Linked DNA regions of Homo sapiens: region 1 is linked to region 2. A link is a loop called in an ENCODE intact Hi-C map of the cell type or tissue named here. Cell type or tissue: endothelial cell of umbilical vein. All regions are shown on one strand. Each heading gives the region's core, and the rest is flanking DNA. Links, peaks and the distances in the headings are about the cores only.

Region 1 (14,347 bases), core at 108-2,607, 85 kb before region 2:
ACCTGCAGACCTCTTCAAGTGACACTATGTAGGAATCCTTCCAAGGAATATCTATGTACAATGTATATAGCTGAAATGCTCAGATGAACAACATATTAAAATTAAAACCACTGCCTATTGTAACTACACTGGGCATCAGAATAAAAGGCCTCTAGAAATTGCTGAACAATGGTTAATTAAGATATTGCTAACACAATCGAGTGATAATACAGTTTTACTGCAAAAGAAGCACTTCAAACCTATTATGTCCTTAGAACTTCCAGAGTAGCCACTGCTCCCAGTTAAAGGTGGGTCAGTAGCCTTGCAGAACTGTCCTGAGAAGTTATTGCTGGTGCTGGCCAGCCATGGCTTAGGACTCCAACAGCCACTCTGAGGGAGGGGAGAAGGGAGCAGAGGCCACGCAGAATGAACCGATGGGGTATTCAGTTGCTGGCAGCTACATTGTGTGGCATTCTAGCATCTTCAGGTCTTTAGATCTTGGACAAGTTGGCAGGGTATTTTAAAAGCTATAACTACTGTAGTTTTCCAGTTTTCATTGCTGCTTTAGCAAACCACGCTGTCTTACAGTGGTACTTTCTTCTGGCCACTGCACTGTAGATAATTCATTGGAAACAAGATTTACCCACTACATAAAAGGTTAAACTCCTTCAGTATGTTGGAGTGGTTTCTTTTTTTTTTTCTTTCTTTCTTTTTTTTCTTCAGGTTTATATCTTCTCTAATACCTGCATGTGGCGTTTAAAAATCAAGACCACGGTCAAACCCCTCTTCTAATCACATTAATTGTTTCCATTCTTTTTACCCTGAGTGAGCACTTTTCACTTTCCAGCTAGGTCTGTTTTTCAGCTTGCAGACAAGATTGAGAAATCCTTGAAAATTTGGTTTTGGTTAAAATTTTTGGTTTATTTATTTGAAATCCACACTCCCTTGGAAACTCTTAAGTGCATTTGTGCACTTCTGTTTGTTTGTCTCAAAGAAGGGACTGTAACAATCTGAGTAATTTCCATGTCCTCTTCCTTATTCCTCTAGTGGTTGAAGCTGTGTAGCATTTTAACATATATATATTCACAAATATATTCATATAAACAGTATACATTTTGAATCAGTCATTTGTTAAAGAAAAGTATATTCAATGAAGATGAAATTTAAATAAAAAAGGACAGAGTCTATCCTCCAGGGATTGAACATTTTCCAATTATCTGGTCTTTTCCTGTTGTGCAAAAATGACTCATTGCTCCGAATGTCAAAAACAAATGCGACAAACAATGGCACTTCATCATTTAAAGTAATGTTGCCAAGAGAAAAAATTTCCTGGGAGGGAGGTTTCCCACAAGCCAAATCTCCTAAGCCTCAAATGCTAGCACTTTTTGGCAGTTGGATAGGAAATGAGACATTCTTTGGCAGCCAAAATAAGAGAGGCCGATGGTGAAACTTTTTGAGACACCCTATGGCCTTCTTGTCAAAACCTTCACTGGAGCTCAAGAAAAGCATTTCTGTTGTGTTATTTGCAGTGCAGATGATGTCTGTGTAACAACATAATGGTTATTCACCTTTTTTTGATTTTGATTTTTGCTGTGTTATCAAAAACTTGAATACTGTGAGAAGAAGTGAATTTTCAGTTGACGAATCAGCATCTTGTTCCCATGGTGATAACACTAATTGAATATATCTATGAGGGCATGTATTAGTTAATGGAAAAAAAAATACAACACTAACAATACATAGCTGCAATGTGTACAATGGCTGATTTAATTAAATAAAATGTACAAGTGTTAAATGTGGCAACGGTGATTTGTTCTTCTTTATCATGAATCTGTGATTTCAGGAGAATAAGAGGTTTTAAAAAGTTGAGCTAGACTTGAAACCAACAGAAAGACACAAATTGCTTTTTTTCTTATGGTTTTTATTTAGTCGCTGAATATGCTATATGCCTGGCACTGGATTAAGCACTGGGATAAATAGATTTTGCCTCTGCCCTCAAGAAATTCTTATTGTTCTTGTTATGCAAAAGAAGAAAATGAGGATTTTTGTTTTGGATCACTACTAAATGAAAGAAAATAGGAATTTGGGGACTTGCAGGGGATGAGAAAGGGTAAGTGGGATTGGCAGCACAGCAAGACTGGTTTGGTTCTCTCCCATGAGGCCATGGCTGTCACTAAATACTTTCTGTCTTTGGGAACAGCAGTTGGCTCTGGAGTTTTCTTTCTGTCTTAGAGCCTGAGAATTTAAAATTAAATGGATATATTAATATAAATAAAGACAGGGTAGGACTATGGAAAATCAAAATCAGTTGTGTGTGGAGAGTTTTGTTTCATTTTTTGAAAAATCCCTTTACTGTTGCTTTAATATTTTTTACAGTAAAAACAAAACAAAAAAGACATGATTTAGAAATTGAGTAGGTTTTATTTAAATCTTATCTGGTATGAGACAGGAAGCTCACTGGATCTGATTTCTATCCTTGGTTGATTTACAGGTCTTCTGAACTTAAAATACCAATTATGCTTGACATTTTTCAAAGAAAACAGTTAAAAATAATTCCAAAGTAGGAGTGTCTGTGTGATCATCTCTCTCCTTCTCATTTGTTTAATGTGCTGTACTTTCTACTTACAGGAACTCTGGGCTTGTGTTACTTTGGGTTTGATTAAGGAAATCAAAGCATCAGAGAAGATTCAATGTCTTCTCATGTTTAATTATTTGCTGTGCAAAACCCATTTTTGTAAAAGAACTTCAGTGAGTCATATGCCGTTTTACAGAAGTATATTTAAAGGTAGGGTGGGGGAAACTTCCAGACTGAGAGAAGATTATGCACCACTCATAAATCATTTGTATTAGTCATGAAGAGGTGAAAGTGACATATAAGCACTCGGAAACAGGCTTGAATTGAATTTGAAATTAGTTTGCTCGTGGAGTCACTTGATTTCTGTAAGCATGGAGAGTCTGGGTGTGGGCAAGTAGTCAGGCAAATGAATAAATCAGATAAAGAGAAGTTAAACGTAGGTCTAGTGAGAACCAAAATCACTACGAGGTTCTCCTGAATAACAGAATAAAAATGAACTGCTTGCTTTCATCATGCTCTAAAAGAAAATATTTCAAAGTCTATGTCTTTGGTTGCCACCTCTGCTTAAAAACTATATGCTCCTTCCTTCATTTAAGGTATCATTTCTCTTTCTAATCTAATTGAAGCTAGAATTACAATCATAGACTGAATCACCAAAGTAAGAAAATCTTTTAGATATCTGTGCGGTGGGGATGGAGGGGGCGATGTCCTGAACACAAATTAAAATACTCCTATTGGGTTATACTCAGGCCTTCTGGGAAAAACAAAAGTACTCCCTGGCTTTAAATTAGTTCCACAGTATGAAGTAAATAGTGCATATGGATAGACTTTGGATGGAGCTATTATCTATGGTAAACAGAGACATTTGGCAGTGGCACATGTAATATTTCAAGAGATGTCTTCAGTCACTGGAGACATTCAGTTGTTCAGTTCATGGAATGTTTCCATGAGGCAATGTGACAAATTGGTAAGTGTGTTATCTTACAGTAAGACCTGGATTGGAATCAGTCCAGCTCTGTCTAGCCCCCTTCCATGACTTTGTAAAGGTTTATCGACTGGATGACAATTTCCTCATCAGTAAAATAGGAGACACTGCTACTAGCCTTGGATGCATCTCACTGCTCCAGGCAGGGAAGGTCAGCCAGCCCTGGCCTGTCTGTCACTCCTTAGTGTAGAAGAGCCCCTGTTGTGCAAGTATCCTTGATGTCCGTTCATTGTGGATCCCTGTTTGTGACCCTCTGCCTCTTTGTGTAGGAGTCAGCCTCGGGGTAGGTGTTAAAGGCATTAGCTTACCCCTGTAGGTTAGAAAATACAGTTAAATCTTTTCCTATTATAATGAGAATCACAGGGATGTTGTCAGTTAAGCCCTTCGATTCACTTCCCATTTGGAGGAAGGACTCTTCAGGATCTCTTTCTGTTTCTTCAGTGGGCCCTGTATTAGTCAGGGTTCTCTAGAAGGACAGAACTAATAGGATAGATATGTATACGGGGAGTTTATTAAGGAGTATTAAATCACATGATCTCAAGGTCCCACTATAGGCTGTCTGCAAGCTGAGGAGGAAGGAAGCCAGTCCGAGTCCCAAAGCTGAAGAACTTAGAGTCCAATGTTTGAGGGCAGGAAGCATCCAGTGTGGGAGAAAGATGTAGTCTGGGAGGCTAAGCCAGTCTAGTCTTTTCACATTTTTCTGTCTGCTTTATATTCTGGCCATGCTGGCAGCTGGATTAGATGGTGCCCATCCAGATTGAGGGTGTCCCTGCCTTTCCCAGCCCACAGACTCTAATGTTAATCTCCTTTGTCAACACTCTCACAGACACACCCAAGATCAATACTTTGCATCCTTCAATCCAATAAAGTTGACACTCATTATCAACCATCACAGGCCCTTATAACTCGGTTCTGGTTTCCATTCCTTTTTCTTCCCCCACACTCTCTATTTTGAGGTGTTCTTTTTTTCTTACCTGTCAAAACTGACTACAGAATTGGAGAGAGTCACTCAAACTCCCCTACTGAATGGCTATGCCCCCATTAGCAGCAGGTCCTCCACAGCTGCTACAGAGCATTGTGGGCAGGGTCTGGGCTTGACTGGAGGTGGCTATGGACACCTCAGCTGCCTTTATGATGTGCAGAAAAAACTGAATCATGATATCCACAAAAAATACACATACGCATTGTGCCAGTTTTTCCTGGCTGTTGATCAGAACTCAGACCTCGTCTAGGCTGTGCTACAGAACTCACATGGCACTGGTACAGCAGCAACTTCTGGATGAAAGGTGCCTTGTGTGAATTTTTCAAGTGACTCACAGATAGGTGATACCTTGGAGCCTTAGAGAACGACCATAGCATACCCTTTCTCCTCAAAGAGTCAGGGAGATAATTTAGAGTCTATTGTTCTAACAATCCAATTTGTGTTCAGATTAATGTAGTAGTTTCCTAGGGCTGCCATAACAAAATAGCATGAACCAGATGATTTAATCAACAGAAAGTCATTTTCTCACAGTCCTGGAAGCTAAAAGTCTAAGACTGAAATATGGGCAAGATTTTTTTTTCCTGAGGTCACTCTCTTTGGCTTGCAGACCACCACCTTCTCGCTGTCCTCACATGGACTTTCCTGTCTGTGTGCCCACATCCCTTATGTCTCTGTGTATGTCCAATTTTCTGCATTTTGTAAGGATGCCAATCATATTGAATTACAGCCAACCTTAATGGCCTCATTTAACTTAATCACCTTTTTGAAGACCCCTATCTCCAGATGCAGTCACATTCTGAAGTAGTGGGTGTTAGGGGCTTTGACATGAATTTGGAGGAGGAGAGGACACAATTCATCCCCTAACAATTGGGCTTAATCCAAAAAACAAAGCCCTCTAGGTATTTTAAGAAGGAAGGGATCTAATGCAGGGGATTAGAAACTCACACCAGTGTCAGGAGTGCCACAACAAATGAAGGCAGGTGTAAACCAAAAACGATCTGAGACAGGTCGCAATCAGTTTAGAAATTTATTTTGCCAAAATTGAGGACATGCCTGGGAGATAGGTCTGTGCCTTCTTCGAAAATAATTTTGAGGGCTTCAGTATTGAACGGGGAAAAGCAGGCTGGAGGAGGAAAAGGAAGGGTATGATCACACTACTAAATTCACATGCTGCAAGGGAAAAGGAGCAGGTAGGGGAATACTCAATTATGTATTCGTTTGGCACTCAGTAAATTGGCGCTTTACATAGAGTAGCTACCCGTGGGGATTTTTAACCTTTTATTGTAGCTATCTGCTTAGAAACAAAAGGAAAGTCAGTGTCTTGCTTGACTCAGCTTTCAGCTTAATTTTTTCCTTGTGGCATAGTGCATTGGGGGTCCCAAGCTTTTATTTTCCTTTCACACTGAGGAGCTACTACTGCTACGAAGAAATCCACCAGTGCAGAAATCAGAAATCCAAGCTGCCACTGAAGGGCTCAGATTCATGTAGCAGCAAAGTATATGTTTCTTAGGAGATAGCCCATATATGGCTGCAAAAACACTCCATGTGTCTTCTGCCAGAGTCCATGCACCTCTCCCCAGCTGCTCCCAAAGGTATAATCATTTTTCTTCTCTTTCCTTTTCAAATCTTGGGCAAACAACTTTCATCGGCAAAATCAAATACATAACCCCACTGGAAAGGGATTCCAAAAAATGTATACCTGAGGCTCTTCCCCCAACATGCAGGGAAGAATGTAGAATAGGTCCAAAATAATGCTCAGCTGCTAACAATCAATCACAGTGGCTAAGCCAGAGAATAACAGTCTTCATCCATCCACAAATGCATGCAATTCAAGACCTACTATATTTTAAACATTGTGCTATAGTGCTCAGGGTAGACTGGGCCAAGATCATGGCCCAATGGGTCACTTTTGCTGAGTTTTCACTATTGCCAGTTACTATTCAATGCTCTTCTTTCATCTCCATCACAATCCTAGGAAACAGATCCAGGTGAGGAAACTGAGGGGAAAAGAAATTGAATAACATGCCCCAAATCATGCAGAGAGAAAACGACAAAGCTGGGATAAGAACTCAAGCAAATGGCACCAACAATAAACAACACTCCATCTTTGAAAAACACAGACCCTTCCCTTTGGATTTATAATCTTGCAGCAGAGACATATTGAACTGATCATTTAACAATTAATTAAAAATTACTTTTCTTCCGGAAAAAATTCTTCTTCTTCTGGAAAAATATATTTATAAAGGGAAACAGACCTTATTCAGTAACTTTGTCATTACTATTCTGAAAAATCTCTTTCTTGCTTCTCAAGCCCATTTTCTCTTCCTTATCTGCTTCACATTTGGCAGATGAACTTGACGCTGTTTTATAAGAAAGTAGATGTCAATGGGCATGAATTACTACAATGCTATATTAGGGTTCTCTGGAAAAACAGAACCAATAGTGTGTATGTGCCTGTGTGCATGCATGCCTGTGTGTGTGTGTGTGTGTGTGTGTGCACACATATATAAAGAGATTTATTGTAAGGAATTGTTCCACATGATGATGGAGGTTGAGAAGTCGCAAGATCTGCACTCAGCAGAGTGAGCAGAGCTGATATAGATTCAGTCTGAAGGCAGGCTTGAGATCCAAGAAGAGCCAGTGTTTCCGTTTGAGTCTGAAGGCAAGAAAACTAATAGCTGAAGGGCAGTCAAGCAGAAGTTTTGTCTTAGTTTCTTTTATTTTCTTTTTGTTGTTGTTCTATGTAGGTCTTTGATTGATTGGGTGAGGCCCACCTGTATTAGGGAGGGCAGTCTGCTTTACTCAGTTCACCCATTCAAATGTTAATCTCATTCTACAAACACACTCACAGACATACCCAGAATAGGGTTTAACCAAATATCTGGGCACCCCATGACCCAGTCAAGTTAACACGTAAATTAGCCATCACAAATGCCTTTTCTATTACTACCTCCAAAATTGTCTGTATTTACGTGAACCCTACTACTCATTGTTCTCACAAAGAATGCTCTCTTGTCTCCTGGATTTATGGCCTGTGTCCTTGCTATGGTCTAAATATTATGTTCAAAATTCGTATGTTAAAATCACCCTTGCAATGTGATGGTATTAGGAAGTGAGGCCTTTGGGAGGTGATTCATATGTTGAAATCCTCCACCCTCAACATGATAGTATTAAGAGGTGGGGCCTTTGGCAGGGCTTCACCTTCATGATTCGGATTAGCATCCTTATAAGAGAGACCCCAGAGAGCTAGCTAGTTACTTCTGCCATGCGAGGACACAGTGAAGGTGCCATCCATGAACTGGAAAATGGGCCCTCACCAGACACCAAATCTGCTGGCATCTTGACCTTGGATTTCACAGTCTCCATAACTGTGAGAAATAAATGTCTATGTTTACAAGCTGTCCAGTTTATGGTATTTTGTTACAGCATCCCAAACGGACAAAGACATTCTTGCTGTCCCCTCCCCATCTCCTGCGGCCTTGCTCTGTCATGGTGTGCTCACTGATGATGGCTTTCTCTCCCAGCCTGTGAGCACAGCTTATGAGAAAAATAGATTTATCCCTGAATCCTGTCTTTACACCTAACTAATGCTCTCTTTCTCTCTCTCTTTTCCTTTGCCTTTTTTTCTACATATGCTTTCCTAGTTTTTCATTACTCAATCTTCCTGCAGTGTGGCTTCAAAAAATGCTGAACAGTAAACATATTAGAAACTATGAGATATGGCTAAACAGAGGTCAGAAGAAAACTAAAAGCTTCAAACTAGGGTTCTAATTCCTGTGCTGAGAGTAGCCAGACAGGAAAATAATATGTGAATTGTCTGAACATAGAAAATCAGGAGAGGGGCTGGCCTATGGCAAACTTAAGAGAACATGCCACATATTATATATATTGAGATAAATAGAAACCTTCAATTTATGAAGGTTTTAATGTAGGAAATAAAAATGTGAAAATGCAAAATATATCTAAGAGTTACCTTTTGAAATAATAATATTGATAATGGCTAGTAACATCATCAAGAGGTAAAAGAGAAAGTAGAAATATGCAATGATAAAAAAGAGAATGGAGGCTGAGTGCTGTGGCTCATGCCTGTAATCCCAGCACTCTGGGAGGCCAAAGTGGGAGGACTGCTTGAGCCCAGAAGTTCTAGACCAGCCTGGGCAATGTGGTGAAATTCCGTCTCTACAAAAAAATTTAAAAATTAATGAAATATGGGGATGCGTACCTGTGTTCCCAGCTACCTGGAAGGCTGGGGCAGGAGGATTGCTTGAGCCCAGGAAATTGAGGCTGCAGTTAGCTATGATCATACCACTGCACTCCATCCAGCCTGGGTGACAGAGCAAGACTGTCTCAGAACAAACAAACAAACAAAAACAAAAAAAGGGGGGGGAGATAATTAGAGAGGAAATAATAGATAATAGTAAGAAAATGTTACCTTATTTTTTGTAAGTAAATATAAAAACTCCAATAAGAGAGATGATTTTTAAAAGATAATTAATAAAATCTACCACAGAAGAGATAATAAAGGTAAACCCCAATAACCATAAAATAATTTGAGTCAGCAAATATTTAACCCCACAAGAAAGAATGAGATCTAGGTGCTGTCACAGATGGATTCTCTTAAACTCTCAATACACAGATAATTTTAATACTGAAACCACCAGAGACTCCCAGGAGAAAAATTCCTAGTTTATCTTGTTTTAAGACAGCAAGTATATCATTGGTACCCAAACTGGGCAAATTACATCAAAAGAACCTCAAAATAACACAACAAAAATTCTTAGACCAATTTCACTAAGGAATCTCTTTACAAAAATTACAAATAAAATATAATATAATTGACAATGCATTTTAAAAACAAACTATAAACAAATGGTTTCGTTCCAAGCAAAAATAGTTCATTAGTAATAGCTGTTAATGAAATTCCTCATATTGGAAGATTAAAGGAGAAACAACCACATACCAATGTTTCCATAGTTGGCCAAGAGGCATTTGGTGAAATTTAGCATCCATTTCATGTCCTTTTAAGAAAGTAGGAAGGGATGTATTCTTCCTGAAGGCAATCAAATTATGTATGTGTATGTGTATGTATGAATTGCATTTCCTTTACAAATGATCAAATAATCCTTTGTTAAGAGCACTTAAGTTACAATCATTTTAGCGTAGCTTTTGCAATAATTTGCAACAACAGAAAAAACCTTATCTCTGATTTCTCACCCAACACAACCACATCTCTCCTCTTGCCTGCCTTGTGCTGGCCCTCAGCATCACCAATTAAACCATTCATTTTTATTGTGGTTTTTTTTTTAATAAAGATGGGGTTTTACCGTGTCACCCAGGCTGGTCTCAAACTCCTGGACTCAAGTGATCCACCTGCCTCAGCCTCCCAAAGTGCTGAGATTACAGGTGTTAGACACACACCTGGCCTATCATTCCTTTTAAAATTGGTATCTAAATTGTTAGCTCATCTGCTTACAAGGTGATATCAGTTAGGGAGTATTTATGAATTCTTTCTTGTAAAAAGGTCAAAATCCTCATACATTTATTAAGAAACACAAAGAGAAAGCAAATTGAAGATTCTATTGTCACATAATACAGTTAGAAAGAATTTACTTTTAAGATGTAGTTCACAATTGATTTTGATTTTAACTAGAATTTGTGCTTCATCAGGAATACCTTTTACTTCATGCCTTTTTATCTTGTAACTTTTTTTTTAATTTAATTACGGGAACTAAGAAGGGGACACATGCTCCTCACACCAAAATTCATCTTGTTTGAAGATGAACACTGGGAGCATTTCTGCTTTAAAACTGAGAATAAGACAATAAAGTCCCCTATGTCCTTAGTGGCATAACATTAAAGGCAAAGTATTAAAGGCATAATATTAAAAAGGAAGTATTACTCAATTCAATACAATGGACAAAAAACAAGAAATACAGTATAAAAATAAAAAAAAGAATAGGTAAACATTGTCAATATGCAAACGATGTTTGTGAATCAGGAAAGCCAAAAGGAACCAACTGAAAGAAAAATTACTGTCAACCATTTGGTCACTCTTTTCAACTCATCATAGAATATGTCTAACTTTCCTTAACACACACACACACACACACACACACACGCACACACACACACACACACAGACCCCTCCAAATTAAAAATAAAAATGAAGGGAATTTTATATATCATTTACAATAGAGAATAAATGCCTAGTTATACATTTAGAAAGAGCCTATTTTAAAATGTTTCAAGTTTTTACTTCCATAAATGGAGGGACTTGCACTAACTTATATATATATAGGCATATAACAATTTAAATACATCAATTCCTTCTTAATTTATTTCTTAATTTAATAAGATCACCATAAAATTGCTTATAGGATTTTAATTTGAGTTGATAGGAAGAAAAAACAAGAATGTGAATTAATCAAGAAGATTCTATGGGTAAGAAAAAAAGGAATGTTGTCACCTGACTCAGTAGACCTACCGGATATTAAAATATATTTTAAGCCACTGTTTGTAAAACAGTTTAGTACTAGAGTAGCAAGAGACAGCGAGAGCAATGAAATAGGATGGGGAATCAATGGAAATTTGGCACATAATAAATACAGCATTTCAAATGAAGCCTAGACACTATAGTGTTAGGTCAAATGGCTGCTAATTCGGGGCAGGAAACAAAGCTGAATGCCTATGCGTTACCTTCACCAAAATCCCTTATAGATAGCTCAATTATTTACATGTAAATTTTTTTTAAAGAACCCGTAAAAGTAATAAAAGAAAGCTTAGGCAAACGGTTTATTACCTTTGGTTAGGAAGATCTTTGTAGGCAAGAAAAAAATCATGGTGGAAAAAAATAATACATTTGACCATATAAATATTTTAACTTTCCATGCAGAAAGAATATTATAAGCTAAATTAAAAGATAAATGGAAAAGCATAAATTTACTGTCCAAAAAAGTCTCATATGCCAACAATTTAACAGAAAAAAAAGCAAAAAATATGAACAAGCTGTTCACATAGGCACACAAAAACATTCAAATGACTTGTTTACCTGGGAAAATATCCTGGTCTCATCGATAATGAAAGAAATCATAAATCAAAACATTAAGATGCAACTTTTTAACCCATCAATTTCGAAATAATTACAACTTTTATAAGACCAAGTGGTCGCCCAAGAGTGGGAAAACGGGGCACTCATAGGCCAGTGGGAATGAAAAATAATGCACGAAGACAACACCTTTCAGAATTAAACATTTAGAAACTCCTTTGATTCAACAATTCTACTATAAGGAATTTATTGATCATCTCCATGCAAAAGGAAGATATTGTACCTTTTAAAAAATCATAGTAAAAATATTCAAATTTTATATCTATAACAGGATGCATAATGGAACATGTATAGCTGTTATCTTCAAGATATGTCTTGGCCCGAGCGTGGTGACTCACGCCTGTAATTGCAGCACTTTGGGAGGCCGAGGAGGGCAGATCACTTGAGCTTAGGAGTTCAAGACCAGCCTTGCCAACATGGTGGAACCCTGTCTCTACTAAAAATATAAAAATTAGCTGGGCGTGATGGTGCATGCCTGTAATCCCAGCTACTTGGGAGGCTGAGGCTTGCAGTGAACTGAGATCGTACCACTGCACTCCAGCCTGGGCAACAGAGAGTCTAAAAAAAAAAAAAAAAAAAAAAAAAAGATATATCTTATATGAGTAAGTAAGGTCCAGAGGAGGCGGCAGAGCACGTACTCACATTTGTGTAAAATGTAATTTATGTGTAAACATGTGGATTTATTCATAGTTGTTCTCCAGGTCTCTATAAAAAGGGAGACTCATCAAGTACTATGTAGTTTCTTTCTTGCCCCTTCCTTCCTCCCTCCCTCCCTCCCTCTCCTCCTTCCTTCCTTCCTTCCTTCTTTCCTTCCTTCCTTCTTTCCTTCCTTCCTTCCTTTCTTCCCTCCTTCCTTCCTTCCCCCCTTTCCTTTCTTCCTCTTTCCCTCCTTCCTTCATTTCTTCTTTGTTTGTCTTTCTTCTTTATCTTCTCTTTAATCATATGCTATTTAAAGGAAGGGTAGATGATCTAGTTATAAATAATCAAATACAACAGAAATAGATACTGGCAGTGAAATGTTGTTAATATATAAACAACACTTTGGTTTTAAATAATTGGAGAGGTGAGTTAAACATAGGAAAGCTGTAAATACTCAAAAAGAGCAATACCTTACATGATTTGTATGAAAAAAATGCAGTTACTTGTAAATATAAATAATAAAAACATCCAGTAGTTTTGACTTACACTGCATTATAGAGACAACACATGCAGACTTTGTAACCTGCCTGGTGAGCCTTCTGCAAATAAACGGCTCTTGTGGTACTGTGTCATTTCTTACCGTATAGAAGATAATTTCCCAAACTAGCCACTAGAGGGCAGCAGACAATCAGTCATTTGCCTTAGGAGTGGCTTCCACACTAGACTGGAACTTTCCGAGCTCCTTAGCTTTGTAACTGGAAACATTGCTGAACTTTTCTAGATCACAGTTTCACCTGTAAAATGTGGAGAGACTTGTGGACTGGCTGACTCTAAAACCTTTGCCAGCTCTAACAGGCCTCGATTTTAACACATAGTTGTATTCTCATAGTGCCCATTAAGTTAAACTGTATTAAAGTTCAACCATCAAACAAACAAAAACTAAGTTCAAATGTGTTTAGATATTATTCCTTCTTTCAAACATCGCTAACGGTTCTTGAGAGCCTCTTATGAGCCAAATATTGCTCTAAGCACTTTGCTGGCATTGTCATTTACAAAACACTCCTGTTGAGGTAAGTGCGGTTCTGGTGTCCACTTTGCAGATGAGGTTGGTGATGTACACAGACGTAGAGTAACTTGTCCAAGCTCTCACGGTTAGAAAGATAGGTCCAGAATGGTAGGGTCACATTTGTAACAGCTCCATTACACTAGGAACTATTAGTGCGATGAAAGGCAATAAAATGTCTAAGAAAATGGTAATAATTGCATCTGGCTGGCGATTCACAGTTTTTCCCTTACAGAAAATGACTTTCTTGTGAGCGTTTTGGGGTACAGAATCACATAATTACATCCTATACCTTGTTACTTAAGTAATATTTACTTACCGTAAAAGCAAATAATAATTTACAACCACTGTTGATCTCTGGGCTAATCTCCATCAGCCCCCTTCCCCAACATCCACCTCTCAAACCCCACCAGCGGTGAGTGTAGCCTCAGGCAGTGTGCCCTCCGCAGCTGCCTCCTGCTCCACTGCAGTTCTCACACCTGCTCCCTGAAATGTTTCTTCCCCAACCCGTGAGAAGCTCTTCCAAGAAACACCCCAAGTATGGTCTCCCCACAGGTTTTCTTGTCTCTACAAGGTCGTCTAAGGTGCTCTTTCTTGCGTCTCTCTACTTCAGCGACAATCTCACTGTAGTATATTCACTTTGTTGTTTTCCCAACCAGAATTCAGCTCTTTTATGTCAGATCCTTTCTCTGTTTTCATCTTTGTACTCTAAGGTATAGCATAGTACTTGGAATATAGTAGATAATAATTATTTACTGAAAGGGTACATGAAGGTGTGAATGCAGACTTTCCAAACCTTTGCTATGAGGACTTTTAACAAGTCTGCGTTTTACATAGATTATTTCTTTTTCTTGCCAATGACCTTAATGGTTTTGGATAACTTCAAATAATTCTCTGACTGGGTTCATTTAACTGTTTGCAATGACAATTCTTTTGTTATCTTTTAAGTCATTTTTCCCAGGTACTGTTGGATGCTGAAAACTGTATTAACCATCTTTAGGTACAGACAGGTAATTTTG
Region 2 (15,692 bases), core at 8,888-11,387:
TTGTTTCTCATCTCATTCTCTGACTCCTCCACATACTAGAGTCCATTCCATGATAGTCCACTGTGATCATCTGATAAACATTCAAAATGTGGTGTTGGCACATAGCCTGATTCTGGTCTTCCAGCTCTTTCCCTTGACTGAGTAGCCCTCACTATGCTCCAGCCTCTGGTTTTGACAGTAGTTACCAATTCTAATTATTCAGTCACCAAGAGATACGAGGAGGATTTAGTGCACATCACTTATTGATGCTGTTTCTTTCTTAGATCACTAGAAAAGGTTGAATTGTTTTTGGCTATTATCCAAACATGCTTTCCATTCTCAGAAAACATCTATTCAAATTATATAAAATATTATTATAGTCACCTAAATACCCCATTATGAAGGAATTATATTTATGGAACATGATATATAGTGTTATACTGAAATAGGTTAAAATATTAATGAGTTAATTCTTTCATTAGGGATCAGATGGTGTCGATAGAGAGTTAGTTGGAGGAAACATGAGATGCTATCAGAACACTGGAATATAGGGAATATGATAACATTTACTGAAATTTTGTTAAAGAGAATTTATCAAATAGTTCTTTTTGTTTATTTGTTTGTAAATGTCTAATGCATATAAGAAAAAGTAACTCATCCAACACATCTTAATTCGAAAATCCATGCCAAGGCAGACATTCTTATCAAAGCTTATAATTACTGAAAGTGATGTGATTATCCTAATCATTCCTATAATACATTTCTTTTTTAATTCAATAAGATCTCTGCAAAAATAGTAAATTCCCTTAATGCAAGATGCAAACACAGCATAATGTCTAATGTCATTAGGTGTAAGGAAAAAGAGAAGGATAAAGGGAATTCCTGGTTTACATTTTTCTTGATGACCTGAAGGATTTCTGCAGGATGAACTTCTTTTGTCACCTTCTTTGAAAAGTGGCTGTTTCCTCTGAAACTACCACAAGTCTTAAAATTTGAATTGAAAGATTTATCTGATTACTCACCTTCATTTTCATTTTACTTTGAAAATAAGCATCACATATGCTTGAAAGCACTCTTCTATGTTAAATATTTTGGCATGGTGTGGTTTTTAAAAATTTTTTCCTCCTATTTTTTCTTTTTCTTATTTTTAAAATTTGAGACAGGGTCTCGTTCTGTCACCCAGGCAGGAGTCCAGTGGCATGATTATAGCTCACTGCAGCCTCAATCTCCTGGGCTCAAAGTGATCTCTCATCTCAGCTTCCCAAGTAGCTGGGACTATAGGTGCTTGTCATCATGACTGGTTAATTTTTATATTCTTTGTAGAGATGGGGTCTCACTATGTTGCTCATACTGGTCTTGAATTTCTGGCCTTAAACTATCGCTATCCTGCCACCTCAGCTTCCTAAAGTGTTGGGATTACTGGCATGAGCCAGCGTGCCTGCCTAATTTTTTTATATATAGTTTTATGAAAATGTGAAATAACATTTTTTGTAACTGCTTTATAGCTTATATTATACATTAACTGCAACTTGCTTGAAGTGTATTCAATCAACATTACTTTTTTTTTTTTTTTTTGAGATGGAGTTTCACTCTTGTTGCCCAGGCTTGCGATCTTGGCTCACTGCAACTTCCACCTCACGGGTTCAAGCAATTCTCATACCTCAGCCTCCCAAGTAGCTGGGATTACAGGTGTGCGCCACCATGCCCAGCTAATTTTGTATTTTTAGTAGAGATGAGCCTTTACCATGTTGGTCAGGCTGGTCTCAAACTCCTGACCTCAAGTGATCCACCCGCCTCGGCCCCCAAAGCACTGGGATTACAGGCATGAGCCACAGTGCCCAGTCAACATTAATTTTTTTACAAAGATATTTTTTAAAACACACCAAAACTGTAAGCCAAGCCTGACATATTTTTTTTTCAATTTTGAATACAAAACCATTGTATGGTTTCAAATGCTGGATGAAGGTAAAAACTCTCATTGTAGAAAAGAGCAAAATAATCTGCAAATTTGGGAAAATTCAGAGAGGTTTAAAAAGGGCATGTTATTAAATTAGGAATAAATGTACCATTTTCAAAGTAGAATCGGTGAAAATCCATCCCTTCCACTAAATTACCCAAAGCTTCAGGTTCAAAAGCAGTAAGGCCTGGGTCACAGATTTTTCTGTAAAAGAAAAATAATGAAAACAACCAATTAATAGGTGCTTTAATGTGTTTTGTTGTTTCATGTGTAAACATTCTGATTTACCAGTCACTGAAGGAAAGAGCCTCTAAAAACACTTACATACAAAAGTTCTATCATAAACCTTGGCAAGGTGGGTTGAGGAGCAGACTCTTAAAAAGACATTTTGCAGAGAACTCTGATAGGAACAAACTAATTTATCCAGTTCAAGCAGATGATAATACACAATATTTTAGGAGGCCCCTTTTTATAATTTCTACTTTTTTATTTTTAAGGTGAATTTTCCAGTTTTTCTAACTCTTGATTGAGGTTTACTATTTTTTAAAAATGCTCTCCAAGTCCTATTGTCCAAGTGTAAGACACTCTCCAAATCCTATAAAACTATCTTTGATTCTGAAATTAAATACTTCTGCAATAATAATAATAATAATTATTATTATTTTTGAGACAGGGTCTTGCTCCATTGCCCAGGCTGGAGTGTATTGGTGCAATCATGGCTCACTGCAGCCTCAACCTTCCAGACTCAAGCAATCCTCCCGGCTTAGCCTCCCTAGTAGCTGGGAGTATTGGCGTACAGTACCATGCTGGGTTAATTTTTAAATTTTTATTTCTAGTAGAGATGGGGTTTCCTTATGTTGCCCAGGCTCGTCTCGGACTCTAGGCACAAGTGATCCTCCCACCTGACCTCCCAAAGTATGGGATTACAGGGGTGATCCACCATGCTTAGCCTTGGAATAATTTTTGATGGACCACATATCCTACATTCATGTCAAACATGTATATTACAATTGACTTGAAAGAAAGTATCACACCCTACACTTCCTGGCAATGTCCACAAGACTTACATCTTATTATTGTGTTTAAGTTTATTTTATTTTTAAAATGAAATCAACAGAAGGTTCAAATGCTCATATTGGTTTTCTTTCTTAATCCTAGAAATATGATTCAATAAAGGGGTGCACAATTTTAAATATTTGGAAAAAACCAATGAGCTTTCTTTGGAGAAATTTATTTATTCAGTAAAGAATTGCTGAACACTTACTATGTGGCAGATATTCTTCAAAACAAGCAATTATACAATAATCAATACTAGAATAGATGAACAGGAAAGGTTTAAGAGAGGAAGAAAATTTGAGCTGGGCTTTGAAGAATGAGTAAGAGTTTTCCAGGTGTGTGGGAGGTGGTGGGCAGGGGGAGGACAGCAAGTGCAATGGTCTGCTGCTGTGAAAATGCAGAGTATGCTTGGGGAATGATGACTGGTTGCTTGATATGGAAAGCAGGGTCACTGTGTTATGTGTGTAAGGCCCCTGGAAATGCAGAGAAGAAAATATTTCCTTTGGGCCTATGGTGATCAGGGTAGGCTTCTCAGAGAAGGTGACAAGACCTGGATTTGAAGAATGAATGGGAGTTCACAAGGTAGATCAAATGGAGTACAAATCAAAGGATTTTGGACTGTTTATTAATTTGCCCCAAAGGGTAATACAGTGGATGGGGCCACATCTAATTTCATAGAGAAATTCCCCATTTGGGTGGAGGGGGAGCAAAATTTTTTAAATGTTCAACAGAAATACAAATTTCAAAAGTCTAACTCACTGTAGTTCCTCAAAGTGCAGTACTGTTTATAGAACGTGGAACCGGTGTTATTTAAAGAATACCTTTAAAAAGTAGAAATCACAGTGGATATCCTTTGTGCCTTAAAGATGATGGGGGCAAGGATTACAGTAACCTTCACTTCAGATTGCCTGCTGGGCAGGCATTTTTAAGCTTAAAATCAAATATATATAGTCTCTTTCTAAGAAGCAAAATGGGAAGAACAGCGTTCCTATGGTAACAAGAATTTATTCTGCCAGGGGCTATTACTTCCTCTATAAATATGGTTTTTGGTTGTCATTATCAGTGAACCAAAATTTCTTACTGCCTTACATCAGTACTAACATAATCTGGGAATCACTGTGCCATGATGGATCTTCTTACCCAGCCATGAAAAAGAGTCAGTATATTTGGAAATGTGTGTGTGTGTGTGTGTGTGTGTGTGTCTGTCTGTCTGTCTGTCTGTCTGTCTGTCTGTCTGTCTGTCTGTCTATCTATCTATCTATCTATCTATCTATCTAATCATCCATCTACCCCATAAAAGGCTTTGTATTAATGAAAGATCCACAAAGCTGCCATTTGACATGTGGGTGTGTGTGATCTGAACAGGTGTTCTAAGGACCAGCTGACAGGGATCCACCAGTACATTCTACCATCCCAAAAGCTCTCGAATGGAAGCCCTGTTGGATTAGCTCTGGCTGGAAAGTACAAAATCAGGCCAGATTATAAGTCTCCATAGGCAAAGATATTAGTGAACTGGTATGATCCCAAGGTTTAGCATTATTTAAAATACCCTATTTTAAACTGAGAATATAGGAAACATACACTTTTGCCTGGCTACAATTGCTCCCTATATAACAGTAGTATCTGTTTATAAATTTAGAAAGAATATAAAAGAAGCAGGAAAAAAATTCATACACAATTTTACCTCTCAGAGGCAACTTCTTTTTAACAATAACAAACACAACTTTTTATCATTCCACAAGGAAATGCTATTGCAAAAAAAAAAGATTTTTTAAAAAAGAGAATAATCTTATTCTTTGGATAATCATATGTATCTAACAAGGATATAACAGCAACAAGAATTTTTAAAAAGCAGGTTCTATGGCACAGCTATAAACAATTGTTTAATAGGGAACGGTTGTCTCTGAAAACAGACTTCTTCTTAACTCCAATTTTTACTATTTCTTTTATTCCAAGTATGTCTTATTAGGTCATGATAAAGAATGGATACACTCATACATAAGTATATGCATGTGTTTATACATATATGCACACATATTTAAGTTATAAGAAGAAGCTCCTGATATAGTTTGTCTTACATTTAGCTAATCTCGTCCATATTTTATATTTTGTGTTTATTTATAACTAATGATAAAAGTAATACTTGCTTATGTAAAATTTGGGAAGAATAAAAAAGCAGGAAAAAAATTCACACATAATTTTACCTCTCAGAGGCAACTTCTTTTTTTCTTTTTAAAATCTAATTTGGCATGTTTCATTCCACTTTTAATACTTTTTATTTATTTATTTGTTTATTTTTTGAGAAAGAGTTTCACTCTTGTTGCCCAGGCTGGAGTGCAATGGTGCGATCTCAGCTCACCGCAACCTCTGCCTCCTGGGTTCAAGTGATTCTCCTGCCTCAGCCTCCCAAGTAGCTGGGATTACAGGCATGGACCACCACACCTGGCTAATTTTGTACTTTTAGTAGAGATGGGGTTTCTCCATGCTGGTCAGGCTGGTCTTGAACTTCCAACCTCAGGTGATCTGCCTGCCTTGGCCTCCCAAAGCGCTAGGATTACAGGCGTGAGACATCGCACCTGGCACTTTTAATACCTTTTACTTTTTTAGTTGTAATAATTATGTACATAGTCTTTTAAGTCCTGCTTAATTTTCAGTAAAAACATCATAAATATTTTTCCAGGTCGCTAGAAACTCAACATAACCATTGTACCAAAGATGATTTAATGGGAATGGTACTGTTGGGCATATACATTGTTTCCAATTTTTCACTATTATGAATTTTGCTTCAGTATATATCTTTGTTCACAAATTTTTGTTCATGTTTTACATAAAAAATTTATACTTGTTAAATTCTTATAAGTAGAATTATAGTATTACAGTAAAGTGAGACTTTATAAAAGCTTTCAGGTATATAATAACAGATTATACAACAAAATATATTACTAATCCCCCCATATCTGCCACCACCACCACCCTGAAAGTTTGCACCCAATTGTGTTTTATTCCATGGTGGAGGAAAGTCACCATTGTCCTGCAGTATCTGCACCTTGCTGGCTATCAGCAGAATTTACATCTCTGCTGACTTTATAGGGAGAAGAGGCTCTTGCATTCAAGTTTGTGTATACTTAATTAGTAAACATGAATATGCCTTTACTAGTTTACTTGTCATTTATATTTCCTCCTCTGATAATAGTCAGTTCATGTTCTTTACCTATTTTTCTACTTTTCAATCATATTCACGCAATATAAAAAATTAAATTTTGATATATGTTTTGCAAATGTTTTTCTAAGTTTGTCTCTTTTATTCTTGGTTTTTTAATTAAAGTATACACGTTTTATCTATTTAGGTATAATCATATTATGTTCTCATTTATGATTATATCTTCAGCTTTTGGATCTTTCTAGCCAGAGATCAGATTCAATCTCCGTTTTGCATTTTAAGTCTTTCACTGGGGTGGAACTCATTAGTTGCATGGTGTAAGGAGAAGGCCCTATTTAAATTGAATGCTTTATTTTAACTTCAGCAAAGTAATTTCCTTCATAGTTCCTATGATCCAGGAGTTTATAAACTTTAAATAAGCATTAAAACCCATTCTTCAAGTAAAGTTTTCCTTAAGATACAAACATATAAAAGAGATGCAGATAAAGTTGAGCTGTACTGGCTGAAGAGAGAAGGCTGCCTCATGTCACCTCCTAATCTCTTTCTCTGCCCCAGAACCTCTGCAGAACTGCAAGGGAAAACATTTCTTAAGCTGAAATGCACATTTTATGTACTTTCATATTTTTTTGTGTGTTTGCTCACATGAATTGCTCTGCCTGGACTGACCTTTTCTCATCTGGACTTCTGTATGTGTGATGTGGGAGTGGTTATACATCTGTATATTTACAAAGAAATCTCCAATCGTTGGATCAGAAGTCAAGCCTTCTCTCTGTGAAATCTTTTTTCTTTTCTTTTTTGAGACAGGGTCTCACTCTGTCACCCAGGCTGGAGTGCAGTGATGTGACCATGGCTCCATGCAGCCTCGACCTCCTGGGCTTAGGTGATCCTCCTGCCTCAGCCTCCCAAGTATGTGGGACTACAGGTGTGCACCACTATGCCTGACTAATTTTTAAACTTTTTGTAGAAACGGGGTCTTGTTTTGTCACCCAGGTTGGTCTTGAACTCTTGGCCTCAAGCAGTCTTCCCACCTTGGCCTTCCAAAGTGCAAGGATTACAGGTGTGAGCCACTGTGCCTGGCCTCTGAAATCTTTTCTCTGAAATTTTCTCTGAAATTTTTCTCTCCTAGGGGCACTTAGTCATTTATGAAATAAAACTATTGTTAACATATCAAACCTTGAATTAAATATATGTGAATTCAGACATGTTGAATAATGCATTCATATAAAAAATATATTTACCATATGCATGAAAGCAAAGTAAACGTCCGCTACTCACGTGTAGGCTTCAAAGTCCCCATTGTTGATAGCTTCGATCAGTTGTTCAGTGACTTTGATAATCTCTTGCTTTCGTGCTAAAGGCAAAAATATGGAGTTGGGTAAGAATAAAAGACAAAAGTCATATTAAATATTCTTTTTCATTTTTAATTTTTGAGATAGGGTCTCACTCTGTCACCCATGCTGGAGTACAGTAGCGCAATCACAGCTCCCTACAGCCTTGACCTCCTGGGCTCAAGTGATCCTCCCACCTCTGCCTCCCAAAGTGCTGGGATTACAGGTGTGATCTGTGCCCTGCCAGAATCTGCATTTTAACATGACTCTCAGGTGACCTCTGAGTACATTCATGTTTGGAAAGCACTGCTATTTTCCATTTGTTTGAAAACAACAGTCACCTGAAAGGTCGGTCAAGGCTATGTTTTTTAAAATTAGTTTTTACTAAGGCTGGGCAAAGTGGCTCATGCCTGTAATCCCAGCACTTTGGGAGGCCGAGGTGGGCGGATCACCTGAGGTCAGGAGTTCAAGACCAGCCTGACCCACACGGAGAAACTTCATCTCTACTGAAAAAAAAATACAAAATTAGCCGGGCTTGGTGGCGCATGCCTATAATCCCAGCTACTTGGGAAGGCTGTGGCAAGAGAATTGCTTGAACCTGGGAGGTGGAGGTTGCAGTGAGCCGAGATCACGCCACTGCACTCCAGCCTGGGCAACAAGAGCAAAACTCCGTCTCAAAAATAAATAAATAAATAAATAAATAAATATAAAATAAAATAAAATAAAATTAGTTTTTACTACCTTAACTTGATTGGATTAGTAAACATATTTCTCTTCATAGTTAACAAGTGTTATTAAAAACAATCTTAAAAAGTATCATTCTAATAATATGTCTATCTTCAGAGTAAAGATGATATCTTGCATTGAGATATTGAACTTTATATAATTATTTGCATTTTCTCACTTTTCTGCTTGACAAACTCTACAAAAGGATGCCGACACTGTGACTGGCCTTTGTTTTTAGACAAATGGCCTTTAGTAAACTCTACAAATTGAAGAAGTGACATATGAATCAATACTGTAGATGTAGGCAGATAATAAGATGAAAGCCTCCAGGTATAGCTGTCAAACCCAACACCAATCATGATTTGTTTCTATTCCTAGCCCATAATTGGTGAAATTATTAATAGTGGTTTGGCTCAAATCCTATCTATTCAGTGAATTTGTTTCTACTGACATCTGCCTCAAGTGTTCTTTCTCTTTTTTGAAAGCCTGCAGCATCTGTATCACTCGGCAATTATGCATATGCTATCTCTTGATACCTTCTTTAGTTTAAAACACATTATTACTTGTTTTAAATTGTTATTAAACTTTCTGTACTGTGTAATGTGTCTTCCTTGTTAACTTAAAAGCTTCCCGAGGGCAAAGAACATTTTATTTTCTTGTATAGCCTAAAAAGCTTTGTTCAGTGTCTTTTATGGAATAGATGCTCAATGTTTGTGAATTTAATCAATTGAGACTAATAAACTTTTCTTGATTTCAGAACACTGTTCTCTTATTTATAAAATTACTGCATGAAATATTTTAGAAATCAAATTTTACTGGATTTTAAGAATATTGCGATATTCCCTTAAAATCACTGAACATAGACTGGGAATCACAAAATGTTACTTCCCATCTTATCTTACTGAGGTAGTGAGGCTATTGATCACGAAGAAAGCTGACCTCAGGTTTTATTCTTTATTGACTAAAGAAACCAGTTTGCATTTTTTATGAATCTGATCTTCATCAAGCAGATTTTAACCACAAGCTTAAATGCTTACTTTCACTCTGAAACTTCAGGTTACCTAGGTGATGACATTATTTAAAAATAAATTTTCTATAAACCACATTTTACTTCATCGAGACTATATGAGACTATATCATAACAAATACAAGTAATAAACTATCCTATAAAATGTGATTAAGTTAGTCCATAATATGGTTGCTAACAATGTCAAGGTCTATAATATTAAAAAATCACTATATGGGTTAGAATTCATATTTAGTTACATAATTACTTTTCATTTATATAAAGTAATATAACACAGCTCCTACAGAAGTCCAAAACATTTCTTGCCCTTGCTCATTTGATTGATGAATATCAATAATACATTCAACAGCAAAACATAGTGACAGAAGTGGTATCAGGGCATGATTTTGTAATAAGGATCCTGCCAGTGACACATTTTAGCTTAATTCAGTTAGGCAATAGGTGATTCATCTGTCTGTGCCCTCAACAGTATGAACATTTGGCAAAAGCTAATGACAGCTGACCCGATTCTGGAATATAAGGGATACGGGTGAGGAGGATCTCAGAAAATGAGATTATAAAAATGTGGCCACCAAAACTTCTCTCTCACATGAAATCCTCATTTCAAACTAACAGATTTTTTTTTTTGGTCTGATATACAGCTGATAGGAAAAACTACAGTTTAGAAAACATGGCCAATTTGAAATGAGCATAAGATCAACGTCCTTCGTGGAGCTTCATTAGGGTAGGCTTCAGTTTATAGAGTGTGAAGAGTTTAGGATCACTTCCTAAAGTTTCTGAAAGTCTCTGCACTGCCTCACAAGCATAATATGGAATTAGAATCATCGGGTGTATATGGCCATCTTTTACTTTCTGAACCACTGTGGAAATACGCATTCACTCTTAAGTATTTTGCATGCCACAACTGGCTTAAGGGTTGTCCTGCATAAACAAAGCAACACAAATTGCCTTCTCTCACTTCTTATGCTTAGAAACGATGGTGCTTTTGCTGGCAGGACAACAAATGGGAATTAGCCAGGATGCTTCTGTGCTGTATCACCATAAAAACAATGTGACTCGTTTGGCTTAGGAGGGGCCTGGAACTCAGGAATCTTTAGAGTGCTTATTTCACTGGGGCAAAGGAGCTTGAGTGAGTCACAGGCGGCACATGACAGCTGACTCTTTAAAGGAAAGCAGAAGGCTGGAAATGAATCATTTGTATATAGTAGTCAGCTTGTTGTTGGAACTGTTGCCACAAGCCCAGCATCTGACCTAGAGGAAGAGCGAGGGTTTGGTGTTAGCTAGCTCTACTCTCAATCAGCAGTGAGGTTGAGGAACAGTTACTGTGTCAGTGGCTTGGACAGACAAGTTGTGTGGGGAGGGGGTCCATTCTCATCTGGCCTTCCCTCTTCCTGAACACCAAGTAATAAATAACCACTCCAAAAGTCAAAGTGGAGAGCTTGTGATGTGTCCCTAATTATACCACGATGAATGCAGAATGTACCAGTAAGGTGTTCCCTGAATACCAGAAGCTTCTTCCACTCCAGAGCTAGCCATTTAATCGCAGGAAGCTGTTTACCTACTAGGTTTATTTCTAGAACTGAAGTGCTCAAGCCTATACTCATAGGACACAAAGTACTTTCTGGCGATTTCTAGATTCTTAGGAAAAGGAAAAAGAGAAAACCAAGTGGGAGAGATGTTCCAGGTTCTGAGTGGAATTACTTTCCATGCAATTATGCACAAAGAATTGGGAACATTTTCCCTTTCAAATTCATATATTTTTGGCTCTTGTTCTAAGAGGCCTGGAAGAGTAAGATAAGGGTGTGAATGATCCCAGTGTTTGAAAACAAAATAAAACCCAAGAACTGAGAGTAACTACATAATAAAACAACTTACAGATTTCAACATTTCCTCAAACATTAGATTTGGTTACTATAACAATACTCAGGAATGCAGTGATTATTTCTTGGTTTAACAGATAAATAAAGGGATTATGCGCATTGCCCAAAGGTATGGAGTTTGCTGATCACTCCTTCCCACCTTCTTGTCTTGGAACACTCTCCTTTTACTTAACTCTCTTGCTTTTCTACATGTTCTCATTCTCATTTGCCATGTTATCCTTCTCTACCTGGATATTAAATGCTTCAATTCCTTCTAAAGACTCAATTTGAGTCCCTCTCCTTATCTCATGCTGCATCCCTAAAGTCCTGTGTACACCAGTGTTTTAAATAGTCATCTATATTCCAATGACTCCCAAATTGTTAACCTCCTTTCTAGACTCTTCCTTCAGATCTATGTGTCAAGGCTATTTTTGAGCCTCCATTTGGGTATCTCAAATGGACCTCAAACCCAACATATACTGAACTGAGCTTAAGAACTTCCACCACTACAAGCCTGCTTGCTCTTCCATGGATCCCCATTTTGGTGAATGGCAAGATCATCTCTCAGTTGCATAAGCCAGAAAGAAACCTGAGGATCATATTTGACTCCCTAAATCCAGCACCTCAAGCCAATCCATTAAGTTCTGTTGAATTTGCCTTCCTCTTCTTTTTGACTTTTTTTCCTCTTCACCCCCACTCTCTCTGGGTATAAGCACCCATCATTTCTTGTCCAGGCTCTGTAACAGCCCTCTGATTTAGTGTTTCTGCAACCAATTTTGCTCTTCACTATTCTGTTCTCTACAATGCAACCACCTCTCTCTCTCTCTTTCTTTTTTTTAAATGCCTATCTCTTCAGATAACCTTCTATTTGAACTCTTCTAAAACCTTCTCACTGCTCTCAGGATAGGTACCTGAAGAGAGACTACAAAACCTTGCGTAATCTGGACTCTGCCCATCTCATTAGACTCATTCAGACTCTTTGACTTTATCTTCTCCAATCCACTCTTGCTCCTTTGTTTTACCAATTCAAAATGGACATTCTGCCTCCTATTACCAGCCCTTTATATGTACTGTCTTCTCTTCTTGGAAAACTGCACCCCCCCCATTTTGCTCCTACTTCTTTTATCAGATCTCAATTCAACTATTATTTCTTCAAAAATGCCTTCCCTGGGCCAGGCGCGGTGGCTCATGCCTGTAATCTCAGCACTTGGAGAGGCCGAGGCGGGTGGATCACGAGGTCAAGAGACCATCCTGGCCAACATGGTGAAACCCCGTCTCTGCTAAAAGTACAAACCTTAGCTAGGTGTGGTGGCACGCACATGTAGTCCCAGCTACTCGGGAGACTGAGGCAGGAGAATCACTTGAACCCGGTAGGTGGAGGTTGCAGTGAGCTGAGATTGCACCATTGCACTCCAGCCTGGTGACAGAGCGAGACTTTGTCTCAAAAAAAAGAAAAAAAAAAAAAAGTCTTCCCTGAGCCTCATGTTAGGTCAGGTCCCCGCGATGTTATGAATTCATACATAGCTGGCACCTGATTTTTAAAAGCACTTAGTACACTTGTATTTACATATTTATTTGCATGTAACCGATTAATCAGTTTTCTCTATTACTCTAGAAGGGTGGTACTGCACCATTGCATCTCTAGCAGATAACACAGTGCATGGCATATAGGAAATGTTTAATAAGTATTTGAATGAATAGTAGGTCCAGAACAAACTCAATTGGTTTCGATTCCCAATCCAATGACCTTTTTAAAATATATGATGGTACATTATTTGGTGATAACCAGACAGCCTTTAAGAAATATAAAATTGACAAATGGAAATAATTTAAGTATAAAGTAGTATGTCTTATCGTTTATTGACAATGACAGAAAACACTTTTTGACTTGTCTAAAACTGATCATCGAACTCCTTTGTTTTCCTGACTTACTCATTTTTGCTAATGAAACCACAATTTTGCCAGTCTCCCAGCTCAAAACCTGGGGTTTCTTCTGGATTCAATTCTTTCTTTGTTTCCATATCCAATCCTCCATGGATCATTCTTTTTCCTTAGCACTTCTGATGATGTTTCCCAGGATACATCCTTAGCCTCTTAATTATTTCATTTGGTTACTCTTGGCAATCTCATTCACTCCTCTGGCTCTGACCGCATGCTGAAGACTGCCAATTCTCTATCTCGGAGACCTTAAATCTTTCTAGGCTCCATGCTCATATTTCTAACTGCATTCTAAACATCTGAATTTGTCCTGGCATTTCAGACCCAGGGTGCCCAAAATGAACCTCAGTATTTTTCTCACAAAGTCTGATGCCTCTCTGGAATTTCTCATCTTGGATAGTGGCATCATAATCTACTCAGCTGCCCAAACTGGAAGCCTTGCTATCTCCTTTCTTTTTATTCCTCATAGATCTTTAGCCATTCTACATTCTTCCAACTCTTTCTCAGAGCCATTTCTTCCTCTCTAGGCTCACTGCCACTACTCTGATTCAGGCTCTCGGAAGTTCCTGACCCTTCCTGCTCCCAGGTCTCCCACACCGGCCTCTCTCACTCCTCACTGTTGCAGAATCATCACTCTATAGAACAGAGCTGCCATTGTCCCCCACCCCTTTAAGGTTTCTAGTCCCCCTCCTCTCATGGTCTAGAAGCTGAAGCCCAAAGTTCTCTGTTTTAAAGATCTTCTTACTTTTCCTGCTTTATCTCTTGACACTTTTTGTCCTCTAGGGCTTTTATATATTCTCCAGCCACACCAAGGGGCTCACCTTTCCTCAGCTAGTCCTGGCTCTTTGATAACTGTACTTTTCCTGCCATTTTTCCTTCTGCCAGAAGCTCTCCCTCTTCTGCCTGAAAATCTTTTTCAATACCTTGCTCAAGTGTCACTTTGTCTGTATTGCTCTTCCTGCGTGCTTCAGACCCAGCTACTTTACGTTACTTTGATCTTACTGCATTATCACGGGATGTTCATATATCTAACTAGAACTTGACCAGTTTATAGTCTGAACACCTAGTACTGAGTCAACGTCCATAAATGCATGCATGTATGAATAAATATCAGTATATGGTTAGACAATATATATAAAATACTGTGTACATTTTAAATCACTAGATAAATGCAAGTATGTAGACAATTATCATGTATGATAGCAGTTTGGATGTGGCGGTGCTGAGAAGGCACCTTGGATACTTCAGAGTCTGCATCAGGACCAAAGTTTATGAGGCTGCAGTATTTCAGATGCCGGAATAGCAGCAGATTTAATCTTAAAAGTTTAGTAAGATAAACCAGATACTTCTAGTCAATGTTTACATTTAATATTTCTTTTCAAGAGGGTTGAGTGCAAAGAAATTCTAGTATTTGAGCTTGAGCTTTTCAGTTGTTTAGATTTTGGATTAATCAGTTCATTGAAGTGAAACTACTTGATGATAAGCCCTATTGAGAGGTCTAGCTGACTACAATGAAACTTGGACCACAAAATAAACTGAATTTATACCTGCAAATGTGTCTTCACTGGGATGTTTGCAGAGTGTCATATGTTGAAATCTTTTAGTGAATTGTGCCTAAAAAGCACTTATTCAATGATCAAAAGCTGTGCAATTAAAATTGTTATATAGCAACAATTTTTGTATCATCTTAAGTTAGCAATTCTATTTATTTACTTTCTTAATATGTCTAGTTCTATTTAATTTAAATCCTTCTTTCTACATTTCTTACAGGTTATTGGGTACTTGGCTGTCAGAGACTTGAAGGACAAGGAGGTTAAGTGACTTGCTCAAGTCATCTAGCAAATTCAGAGGCTGTGCCAGGGTTAGAGCTTTATTTGGCTAAGGTTCCCCTCTGCTGTTCAATTCACTGATCTATGTTCCTTTCCAGCCCACAGTGCTTTACTTCAATATTTTGAAATCATAAACTTAAATGAACCACCTAAATGCCTTTGAACTTACTCTGGCAAGGTGACTGACTACTTAATTACTAGGCTAAGGGTGTAATTAATTATTACATCAATTTCACACAACTGGGTGCCCCGTGGTTTTATTGTCTTTTTCCATGCTGCCATTAACAAAATTAACCCTTGGGAATAGTTACTATTTTAGGCAACTATACAAATTATGCTCTTGGTAGTTTTACAGAAAAAGGTGCCTATCAATTCAGTTATATTTGGCATTCTCTGTGCAATTAGCGGCTTGTTTCTCTGTGACTTTATTTTTACTTCACTAGACTGATGTAGCAGTTAATGTTGGGGAGAGGAATTTTCATAATTTTGGCTTTTAAAATCAAACTTATCACAGATTCTAAAGTTGAGTGATTTAATATTTTATTCAAATATAAGACATGGCAATTACTAAATTTCTATTCACGAATGTTTACTGTAAACCTCTTTTATCCAGAAGTCACCTGTTGAATAACATCAACTTTTCACCCTTTAATTACTAGAGGCTTTCAGGATTAAAAAAAATAAATAAATTATTCAAACCATCTTTGAACTTTGCTATATAATGCAGAGTAGTTTCATAGTACAAAATGATAGTTAACTGGGGAAGAAGTAATATCAGTCTTAGCCCTGTTAAATTGCTATAGCCTAATAATAAATAATTAACAAATCTTTAA

Evidence for each region. Hi-C counts contacts between places; a loop is a spot of excess contacts. Peaks named below come from ENCODE experiments on the same cell type or tissue, not always from the same donor. Only the 100,000 strongest peaks of a DNase experiment are listed, where the experiment ranks them.
Region 1: a loop joins it to region 2, with 8 times the contacts of the local background. A loop is called at or near these places in 9 of 110 quality-filtered maps.

The regions. Positions count from the first base shown.
Region 1 is chr4:113,381,959-113,396,305 of GRCh38, forward strand. ANK2 (ankyrin 2) reads left to right here. Exons shown (of 46, transcript NM_001148.6): 46 at 1-1,778. LOC105377374 (a long non-coding RNA gene) reads right to left here. Exons shown (of 5, transcript NR_199847.1): 4 at 8,744-8,863; 5 at 5,535-6,492. Among named protein-coding and RNA genes, the nearest start is that of MIR8082, 240 kb to the left of the region's middle. RefSeq lists an enhancer at 3,520-4,249. In endothelial cell of umbilical vein, for the core only: no CTCF peak of the experiment used is centred there; a DNase peak (open chromatin) is centred at 1,473; H3K27ac peaks cover 1,867 bases.
Region 2 is chr4:113,458,102-113,473,793 of GRCh38, forward strand. CAMK2D (calcium/calmodulin dependent protein kinase II delta) reads right to left here. Exons shown (of 21, transcript NM_001321571.2): 17 at 7,428-7,503; 18 at 2,046-2,140. Among named protein-coding and RNA genes, the nearest start is that of CAMK2D, 300 kb to the right of the region's middle. In endothelial cell of umbilical vein, for the core only: no CTCF peak of the experiment used is centred there; DNase peaks (open chromatin) are centred at 9,690, 10,320 and 11,040; H3K27ac peaks cover 2,431 bases.